Linked DNA regions of Homo sapiens: regions 1 and 3 are each linked to region 2. The links are chromatin contacts, found by Hi-C or POLR2A ChIA-PET in ENCODE. All regions are on one chromosome and are shown on one strand. Each heading gives the region's core, a stretch centred on a gene start or an enhancer-like site at or near the end of the contact. The rest is flanking DNA. Distances are from core to core; before and after follow the strand shown. Region 1 overlaps CCDC69 (coiled-coil domain containing 69). Region 2 overlaps GALNT10 (polypeptide N-acetylgalactosaminyltransferase 10). Region 3 overlaps ANXA6 (annexin A6).

Evidence for each region. A loop is a pair of places that touch in the nucleus more often than their neighbours do. ChIA-PET counts read pairs that join two places held with the same protein, here RNA polymerase II (POLR2A). Pooled maps may share reads with other maps.
Region 1: a loop to region 2 is called in a map with no recorded cell type, with 16 times the contacts of the local background. The contact joins two enhancer-like sites. A Hi-C loop is called at or near these places in 2 of 37 single-sample maps with no recorded cell type and 3 of 50 pooled maps.
Region 3: a loop to region 2 is called in a pooled map, with 29 times the contacts of the local background. The contact joins two enhancer-like sites. A Hi-C loop is called at or near these places in 2 of 37 single-sample maps with no recorded cell type and 3 of 50 pooled maps. POLR2A ChIA-PET finds 5 or more read pairs at or near these places in 1 of 52 experiments (GM12878).

Annotation. Positions count from the first base shown.
Region 1 is chr5:151,213,853-151,217,207 of GRCh38, reverse strand. The region is part of intron 1 of CCDC69 (coiled-coil domain containing 69); the gene reads left to right. The region is part of intron 2 of LOC105378230 (a long non-coding RNA gene); the gene reads right to left. Among named protein-coding and RNA genes, the nearest start is that of CCDC69, 8.6 kb to the left of the region's middle. RefSeq lists enhancers at 2,261-2,320, 2,671-2,720. Within about 2 kb of position 1,812, at least 11 of the 41 ENCODE cell types and tissues checked have a DNase peak (open chromatin) inside an H3K27ac peak, as active enhancers do.
Region 2 is chr5:154,383,844-154,387,291 of GRCh38, reverse strand. GALNT10 (polypeptide N-acetylgalactosaminyltransferase 10) reads right to left here. Exons shown (of 12, transcript NM_198321.4): 7 at 862-979. Among named protein-coding and RNA genes, the nearest start is that of MIR1294, 38 kb to the right of the region's middle. RefSeq lists an enhancer at 2,288-2,437. Within about 2 kb of position 2,016, at least 6 of the 41 ENCODE cell types and tissues checked have a DNase peak (open chromatin) inside an H3K27ac peak, as active enhancers do; they include GM12878, where a contact is called at or near this core.
Region 3 is chr5:151,122,252-151,125,478 of GRCh38, reverse strand. It overlaps ANXA6 (annexin A6), which reads left to right. Exons shown (of 26, transcript NM_001155.5): 15 at 1,112-1,193; 16 at 2,468-2,562; 17 at 3,219-3,227. Among named protein-coding and RNA genes, the nearest start is that of ANXA6, 34 kb to the left of the region's middle. RefSeq lists an enhancer at 1,134-1,634. Within about 2 kb of position 1,503, at least 21 of the 41 ENCODE cell types and tissues checked have a DNase peak (open chromatin) inside an H3K27ac peak, as active enhancers do; they include GM12878, where a contact is called at or near this core.

The sequences.
Region 1 (3,355 bases), core at 563-3,062, 3.2 Mb after region 2:
TTATTGATATATAATATTTTACATACTTCTCAGGTACATATGATATTTTGTTAGGTGCATAGACTGTGTAATGATCAAGTCAGGGTATTTGGAGTTTCATCACCTCGAGTATTTATCATTTCTATGTGTTGGGAACGTTTCAAGTCCTCTCTTCTAGCTATTTTAAAGTATACAGTTCATGGTTGCTATGGAACATTAGAATGTAGTCCTTCCATCTGGCTGTATGTTTGTATCGTTTGACCAGCCTTTCTTCATTCCCCGCACCCCACACACACGTCCTTCCCAACCTCTGGTATTCATCATTCTAACAATGGGTCCACTTCTGCCTCTTTTGCTAACTATTCTCTTCCCCAGCCTTGATTTCTCTGTCTGTACCTTGACTCTGGGGGAGGCTTTCAGGTTCCAAGAGAGGTACCTTTTTCTTGTTGTTGTTAATTTCTTTGTATATAAGTAATTCTTGAATGCGTTGTTGCTTTAAAAATCCTAAGAATTGGCCAGGCGTGGTGGCTCACGCCTGTAATCCCTGCACTTTGGGAGACTGAGGCGGGCGGATCACCTGAGGTCAGGAGTTTGAGACCAGCCTGACCAACATGGTGAAACCCCGTCTCTACTAAAAATACAAAAATTAGCCGGGCGTGTGGCACGTGCCTGTAATCTCAGCTACCCAGGAGGCTGAGGCAGGAGAATCGCTGGAACCTGGGAGGCAGAGGCTGCAGCGAGCCGAGATCGCACCACTGCACACCACTCGCTCTAGGTGACAGAGCAAGACTCAGTCTCAAAAAAAAAAAAAAAAAAAAAAAATCCTAATAATTTAGGTAAAATGTAAAATGGAAGCTACCCTTCCTTGACCACAGTAATTTTAGTCCATTCTCTGGAGATGACAACTGTTATCAGTTTGTGCTTTTCTAGGTACTTTTTCCTATGCATTTTTTTATCATTAGTAATAGTTGGCCGGGCATGGTGGCTCACGCCTGTAATCCCAGCACTTTGGGAGGCTAAGGCGGGCAGATCACCTGAGGTCAGGAGTTCAAGATCAGCTTGGTCAACATGGTAAAACCCTGTCTCTACTAAAAATACAAAAATTAGCTGGGCATGGTGGCACATGCCTGTAGTCCCAGTTACTGGGGAGGCTGAGGCAGGAGAATTGCTTGAACCTGGGAGGTGGACGTTGCAGTGAGCCAAGAATACACCACTGCACTCCAGCCTGGGTGACAGAAAAGAAATAGTTTAGTTTGGATATTGGTATTTTACCAAATGCCTTTCCATCTTTGTACATAAAGGTCTACTTCACTCTCTTAAACATATGAATGAAATGACATAGTATTATGTCCCTGAGTATATCCAGCCAGTCCTCAGTTTACAGCATTTCCCTACTGCAAATGGTCCTGCCCTGAGCATCCTGTGCATCCTCCTTGTCCTCACTAATGGGTACTTATTTCTGTTCACAGTGCTACTGTAGAATTAGGAGCATGCTGCGTGCAACTTGGGAGATGGCTGAGCTCTGTCATTCTCTGCTTTCAGGCAATCCCGCCCTCTCTTTTACAACCACCCTTACACTGTCTGCTGAAGAACAGGGGATGGTGTGGAGGGCTCCAGGTTCTCACCCAGGCCTCCTGAGCAAGGGACCCTCCTTTCCTGCTCTCCAGAGAAGCCCCCTCCATGACCAGAGCTAACAGCTGAGTGTGTCAAACTGCCTCTGCCCTGCCCAGAGCAAACAAGCCGGACAGGATCGACAGAAGATGAGATAGCAAGATGACCTCACTCTGCCCCTTCTTCCCCATCCACAGCATGTCAAAACCAGAAGGGCTCTTACGTATCCCATTGCACAATTCCATGCCATGCAGAGGAGGGTACAGAAGCACAGAAAAGGAAGAGTGTCCACTCAAGGTCACACAGCAAGCAGATGGCAAGCTAGGACCTTGGCTCTGGACTCTCAATTTGCCATTGGACTGTGAGACAGGTATCCAGGCGCTCAGCCTCAGATGGCAAGCTAGGACCTTGGCTCTGGCCTTCCAGTTTGCCATTGGACTGGGAGACAGGTATCTGGGCCCTCAGCCTGTCTCTTTCCCCACCCCCATCCAGCTACTGACACCATTTTCTGTCCAGCTCCTTCAGGGTCCTGCCTGCCAGGCTGACCCAAATGCTAGAAATAATGTCTAGTGCTTTTGCCAGCTCCAGGCCCTCTGAGGCAACCAGAACTAGCAGACACCCTGGGAAGCTGATATGGGACAAGAAAACGGGAGCCCTAGGGAGGAAGAAAATAAATAAGGTGTATTAGAAAGGCTTTCTCTAGGCCTCAGTGTCATCGTCTGTGAAGTGAGGCCTTGCACTCAAGGCCCTTCTGATGCTTGTCTGCTGTGGTCTGGCTCACCAGGTGCAGGGGTATTTAAGAAGGAAGTGGTCCTTTGCTCCCCTGAGACACCTCATCAGTTGGTCAGATAGGAGCAGTGGAGACCACATCCGCCCCTGACTTGTGTGCTCTGGGGGTCCTGCAGGTGTTCAGAGCATAGGCCGTGTCCCCGGTGCAGCGGAGTGGTGCAGCCTGGCACTTCTAACTTTAAGTTGGTTGTACAATCACATTGGACTGTCCTCCAGCCAGTGAGGAAATGTTGACCACACACTATATGATATGAAGGGGATGAATTAAATCTTTAATGTCCCTGGCAGTGTTTGAGTTTCAATGACATCAAATTCAGGCATTACTTTGGCAGAATATCTCTGCCCATCTTAGAGATGGGGAGGCTAAGGCCTGTATTTATGGTGTTCTGTCTGAGCTTCTGTAATTCGGGTGTGAACACTAACATTTCTCAACAGCCCTGATCATTTAGGCCCCGCCCTTCCTCCCCGAAGGCCCTGGAGTGGGGCCCCTTGGGCCACACTCCCCGCCTCCTTCCTGCCTCTACCCTCGGCCAATAGGCTCTGACTGTGGTTACTTAGATCCCAGCACTAGTGGTGCTGGGCCAGACACCGGAAAGGCAGCTCTGATATTGAGGAGGGTGTGACCTGAGCCCCTTGAGACTTAGAATCACCTCTCCCCTACAGGCTCAGCTACTCAGATAAAGCTGACCCTGGCATCAGGGGGACGGAAAGGACTCTAGCCTCAGCTGTGAGTCTGGATTCTCCCCAGGGCTCTGCTTCCCTGCTTTGCAGCTTCTGACAAGTTATCTGCCCACCCACCTCTGGGCCTCAGCTTTTCTATCTGGAAAAAGGAGGTGGGGATTGGAGTCAGCTGCCTCCTGGGGCCCTTCCAACCCTGCTCTGGGTTCCCGTAAGCCTTCCTCAGCCAGGATAGGTGTGATAGAACTACATGCTCAGAGGAAGCCAGGCCTGTGATGTATGGGACACGGAGGAGCTG
Region 2 (3,448 bases), core at 767-3,266:
AGACAGACTCCCACAAATAAAGTGGAGAATGTAGCCTTGGAAGTTTGGGTGCTTAATTAGTTATTAGTTAACTAGTAACTCCTTTACCACTACTGTCAGAAAGCTTCCAGAGTCCATAGGCTGGTCAAGTAGGTTACAGTAAATATTTACTCACCGAAACTTTAACAATTTCTACCAATTATTAATTGCTGGTCATGTTCCCAGGTTGTATGCTAAGCACTTTCTAGACATGATCTCATTTAATCTTCACGATAGCTCTGTAAGCTAGGTAGTATTATTATTCCCTTATTTCAGATGAGGAAAGAAAGCTCGGGGGGGTGATCTAACTTGCCCAAAGTCAGATAGCTCCTGATGATGGAGCTGGGATCTGAATCCAGGCCTTTGTAACTTTACAACTGGAGCTTATGCTCACTGGTCTTTGTCAAACTCCTAGAGCAACAGGTACAAAGGGAAAACTTGGGGTGACTGAGAGGACTCCTCTAGGCCTACGTATCCTGTTTGGCCTTCCTAGCTTCTCTGGCCCACTGCTTATTTGCTGGACATCTCAATCTCAGACCTGCCATCTGAGTAGAAGCAAGACCTTATTCCAACATCTTAAGAAGACACAAGGCAAATGCCAGTCAGAGCTGTGGTGAGGACCAGCCTTTGGCAGCTGGAGAGTACTCCCCTTCCCTCCCACACCCCCCCACCCCACAACAAAGAGTGGCCCATGAGCCCCTGTCTTCTTCACCTGATGGGCAGAAGGGCTACAGAACCCTGAGGCCTCCAGTCTTTCCAAGCTCAGGCAGAAGCTGAGACACCTACTGGGACAGGCACTCAGGAGGCTGTGCCAAGAACGGGGCGTCTGGAGAGCTGGCTCACCTTGAAGGAGATTTCATACTGCTCCCCTCCCCAGATCTCCAAGCCTGGGTCATACCCGCCGAGTTCCCAGAACCACTTCCGATCCACGGCGAACAGTCCACCGGCCATCACGGGAGACCTGTCAGAGAAGAAGAACATGGTGTGAAGGTGCAGATGTCCTGGCCACATGCTCTCATGTGGCCCGATAATGCCATTCCCCCAGCGGCGGTGTTCCATGCTGCTCCCTGAACACAGTCCAAGTGTCTTCCAGGGAATCCAAGGCCCTTCCAGGCATCCCCCTTTCTTTCCTACAACTTCCTTTCATAAGAGCTACATTTTAACCAAATGGGACCCGAAGTTCCTTTACACAATTAACACCTAAGAGTACTTGTGAAATGAAATCACAGTACTTTGTCCACATGGGCCCTGTAGCTGCATCATAAATATGTACATGTTAGTCCTCTCACTAGTTAAATGGTCCAAGTTGGGGGTCTCTCCAAGCCTGTCTGTGTTGTAGAATCTCTTAGAGAGATGAAAAAATATACAGCTCGCTGGGCCCCACCTCAGACCTGCTGAAACAATCCTTGCGGGAGGCAGCCTAGGGCTCTGTGTTTTTGAACATGCTCCTTTGACAACTATTACTCAGTAGGCCAGCATGGACGTTTGTTCTGCTGTGGTGTTTACAGAAGAAGCCACTGTCTCTGTCTTTTCAGTTAAACTGGGAGATAAGATTAACTCCATTCATTCATTCTCTAATGAGTTTGTTCATCCCATGCCAGTTGTGAGGGAGGTGCTGGAAGAATCTCGAGGTCAATGAGAGTCCTTCAGGAGATGTTGGTGTAGTGGGGCAGCCCCCTCAAGACAGAGGGTGCATAAGGGACTCCGGGAGGTAGAGACAGCATTACAGGAATCTGAAAGGAGTGTGTCTGTTTCCAGCTTTTGGGGTAAGGAGGATGGCTGGGGCAAGGGTCAAGGAATGAGGCTCAGGGGAGGTGGCATTTAAGTGGGTTTGGACAAGAGGAAATTTGGGAGAGGGAAAGGCACTGAGGGGAGGATAAAACGTCAGCAAGGACACAGAGACGACAAATCATGCAGTACCCACGGGAACAGGAAGTCCGCCTGGCACCGTGCTAAGTGAGGAAACGTCATGCTGCTGACTGTCAGCGTCCCCCAGGGTATCTCGCACAAGACTGGCACCTGGTAGGGGCCAACCAGCGTTTGCTGTGTGAAAAGCTATCAGAGTGGCTGCATCCTTGTCTGGATGCACTGGAAAACTCCAAACCCTCAAATCCAAACATTCCAGCAGCAACCTCCATTCCCCCTCCTGGTCCCTGGAAGTGCAAGCTCATGGGAAGTAGGCTGATCGAATAAGCTCTTAGTCAACCCAAAAGCTGCCCAAGCAGCTCCTCCTTCCAGTAGCAGATGAGCCTTTACAGCACAGGCAGGACTCCTTTAAAAGGGGAGCCCCTGAATATTTACTGAGGGCTTGAATATGCCGGGTGCTGTACGGAGCTAATTTATTAATAAAATGAATTTACTCTTCACCTCGACCTCATGTGGCAGGCCTCATTATCATCACCATTTTACACATGTAAAACTGGAGTGCAGACAGGGAACTTGCTCAAGGCCCCATGGCTAAAAAGCAGCACTGCTGGGATGTGAATCTCTAATCTAAGCCACAGTTCACACCCCTCGCCACCACAATATACTGCCTCCAGGCAGGCAGGAACACTCGAGAAGCAGGTGATGCATGCAAAGAACAGGGCGTGAGAAATTCGGAACCCTCACTCTCATTTCTGCTTTCCTTAACCTGCTGTGTGACCTGAGATGCAGCGTTTAACCATTAACCCTGTGCTACCCAGGAAGGAAGCCACTGGCCACAGGTGATGACTCTGCACTTAAAATGTGACTGGTATGAACTGACATGTGCTGTGAGTGTGAGATACACACCAGATTTCCAAGACTTAGGATGAAAAGAGTATGAAAGAACTCATTAATAATTTTAAAGTGTTGGTTACATGTTAAAACGATAATATTTGAGGTATACTGGTTTAAATAAGATACATTATTAAGATGAATTTTACCTGTTTCTCTTTACCTTAGAAAATAATATCACATATGCAGCTTGTATTATATTGGACAGTGCTGATTTAACCTCTTTGAGCCCTATTCCCCATCTAAACAATGGAGTGATAGCTATACTTCCTATCCCACGTTGCTAGTGATACGGTTGGCTACGTCCCCACCCAAATCTTATCTTGAACTGTAGTTACCGTAATCCCCAGGTGTCATAGGAGAGACCTGGTGGGAGGTAATGGAATCATGGGGGCAGTTACCCCCATGCTGCTGTTCTCATGATAGTGAGTGAGTTCTCATGAGATCTGATGGTTTTATAAGGGGCTTTTTCCTCTTTGCTCAGCACTTCTCTCTCCTGCCGCCTTGTGAAGAAGGATGTGTTTGCTTCCCCCTCTGCCATGACTGTAAGTTTCTTGAGGCCTCCCCAGCCATGTGGAACTGTGAGTCAGTTGAACTTCTTTTCTTTATAAATTACCCAGTCTCAGGCAGTTCTTTATAGCAGTGTGAGAATGGATTAATACAGCTAGAATAT
Region 3 (3,227 bases), core at 254-2,753, 3.3 Mb after region 2:
GGTATATCACCTCTTTTGTTTTTATTATGTTGATTTTTGTGGTAAATTGTCAGTTTATGATACATGGTATCAACTTCCTAATTCATGGTAGTTATATAAAATTAATTTCATCCATTCCTTTTTTTTTTTTTTTTTTTGAGACAGGGTCTCACTCTGTTATCCAGGCTGGAGTACAGTGGCATGATCATGGCTCACTGCCACCTCCCCAGGCTCAGGTGATCCTTCCACTTAGCTTCCCAAGTAGCTGGGACCTCAGGTGGACACCACCACACCTGGCTAATTTGTGTAGAGACAGGGTTTCACCATGTTGCCTGGGCTCATCTTGAACCAATGGGCTCAAGCGATCCTCCTGCCTTGGCCTCCCAAAGTGCTGAGATTACAGGCATGAGCCATTGTGCCAAGCCTCATTAATCCACTTAACAATTATTTTTTGAGTGTGCCTATTATGTCAGACACTGTTGTAGGCACCTGGGATATGTAACAGGATAAAACGGATACAATTCCTTGCCTTTTGGGAGTAATTTTAAATGCACTTCAAAAATTGATGCATTTAAGTAGACAGAAAAGAAGTTGAATTACATAAAACCATTAAGAGATGGCATAGTGTGTGTGCTAATTTGGAATAGTGAAAGTCCTTTAGGAGTGACTGAAATTTGGGAAACTCTGTTCTGGTATTTCAGAACTTTTCTGCTGCCTTTTCAGGGGGAATGACTCTTTAAGAGGCAGAGGGGGCCTCGGGGGCAGGGTAGGATTCAGAAGAATTGGGGATGCCCCGGTGGAATAAGCAGCCAAGGGGCACTAGAACCGAGGCAGATCCCGTGGCAGGCGGGAGCCTAGCCAATTTCTCTTGATCAGGACTTGCCCTGCTCCCAGCCCTGAGTCCCTCTCTCCCTCTCTCTATATCTTTCTGTCTCTTTCTCTCTCTCTCTCTCTCTCTCTCTCAGCTCTCGTGCAGGGTCTGTCTGCTGTGGCTTCACCTCTGCCTCTTTCCCCACCCACGCCGCTTGGTTTGGGCTCATGGGGTGAGCTTCCCACCCTCGCATGCTGTCTTTCAGCCTGGTCCCCAGGGGGGCCTTCAGACACCTGCTGAGTCTCTTTCTGCTTCTCACAGCTGAAGGGAACTGTGCGCCCAGCCAATGACTTCAACCCTGACGCAGATGCCAAAGCGCTGCGGAAAGCCATGAAGGGACTCGGTATGGGGGATGGGAAGGGAGCAGGGTTGGTCTCCAGGGCAGCAGGTGTGGTGGGTTTGGCCGTGGGCTGGCAGGGGATGGAGTGAGGTTTCAAATTAGAGTCTGCAGGATGAGGAAGGCTTGATCTCAAGTTTCCACCCTCCTAGCTCCCAGAGTATAGAGAGGAGGGGCAGGAGAGGGTTCATAAGGAACTTGGCAGAAGCCCTTTCCAGGGACCAAGGTGTCCCCCAGCCTCCTGGAAGCAGTATCCTGGCACTGAAGAAAGTACCAGGTCACAAAATTGGCATGGTGCCCTGGCTCTGCTGCTGACTCACCGTGTGACTCTGGGTGAGCCTCTCCGCCACTCTGGGTCTGAATTTCCCTATGTGTAAAATCAGGGCTGTGGACCCTGGAACCCAAGAGCCCTCCCTCATTCTGTGGTGGGAGTGTGCCCTGCTGGGCAGGTCTTTCAGACCTATATTTGGCACCAGTGGGAAGAGTACTGCACCCACAGGTTCAGATCAGCTGGGCCTGTGCTCAGAAAGTCCAGCCTGGGACAGGCCATCTAGGGTTTGGCTTTCTTTGCCTTTCTGCCCCATCTGTCTGACAGCAACTCCCAGGAGGCTTTAGGTTAAGTCCATCACCCTCCTGAGCCTCCTTTCCATGTGTCTCATGGGAATGATGATACCTGCCAAGCTCGCCTGGGACTGTAGGATGCTAGAGGTAAAAATGCCATGAAAGACCCCTGTGCTGGGTCTGTGGTTGATGGCATTAATCTGAGAAGCAGGAAGTGATATTCTAATGCCTTCCAGAGTCAACCTGCTGTGGTTAGAGGGACTCAGGGTCCAGCTTCCAGAGAGCTGAAGAGAAAGGACATAGAGTTGCTAACAGGACTTGGACTGTCAGGGTTGGAAGGATCCCTTGGTGACTACTCCAGCCTCTTCATGTTACAGATGTGGAAACCAAGTCCCATCAAGGGAAGGGGACTTGCCCAGGGTGGGCAGCCATTGCCAGAGCCAGAACTAGAACTCAGAGGCACTGACTCCCAACCCAGTGCTCTCTACCTCCCAGCTGTCCTTTTTCCTCAGCGTGTCAAAAGGAAAGGGAGGGAGGAGTCCAGCAGAAATCAGTGGCCTGAGCCATAGGCAAGCGGACTGCAGGGACTCAGGAGCACATGGCCGCTTAGCCAGGCTTCTACCCTGACAAAGATCGATGAGGGGCCATCAGTGGGCGGTGCATGGGGAAAGCCGAGAGCCACAGGCCTTCTTCTGAGGCATGTGGCTTTGGTGACTCAGGGACTGACGAAGACACAATCATCGATATCATCACGCACCGCAGCAATGTCCAGCGGCAGCAGATCCGGCAGACCTTCAAGTCTCACTTTGGCCGGGTAAGGACCTCCTCCTGGGCTCTCTGTGCAACATGCATGCACCTTGCCTGATTGAGCTCAGCCTGTCCCCATCGGTTCTGCACAGTTGGGCACCAGGGTCTTCATGGCAGAGGGACCCTGTGTGGTCATATGATCTCAGAGTGTCTCCAGCACTGGGTTTGGGCAGACATATCTTTCCATGCCCCCAGTTCCTTGTGATGGGCAACACTTGTGTGAGTTGCTCAGTGGACTCAGAGGCACAGCATGGGGCCAAGATCAGGGCTATGAGTTGTTTTCAGTGTGCTTTGGGCATCTTGCAATTCCTCTGCACAGACAGAGCTGGCTTCAAGGCCCCAACTGAGTGTCAGGGATTATTGCACATTGGTGGCATCTGGCTTAGGTTGATGCATTTCCCCCTGAGTGGAAACAGTGTCCTTCAGCTCTGCTGCCTTCCCGTTCCTGTCTCCTGTGTCAAGGAGAGTGGGTCTTCCTCCTGGTTGTTTTTTCCCTACCCTCTTTGGCTTCATCTAAATAATAAGTACAACATCAGCAAAGACAGACACAAGCTTCCATGATCCCTCATGTGGAACCCCTGTTTTCTCTTTCCATCTCTCCCATCCTGAGTCATGTGTGGGCAAGTGCTGATGTTGGCATGACTGTGGCTCTGCCCTTTGCAGGACTTAATG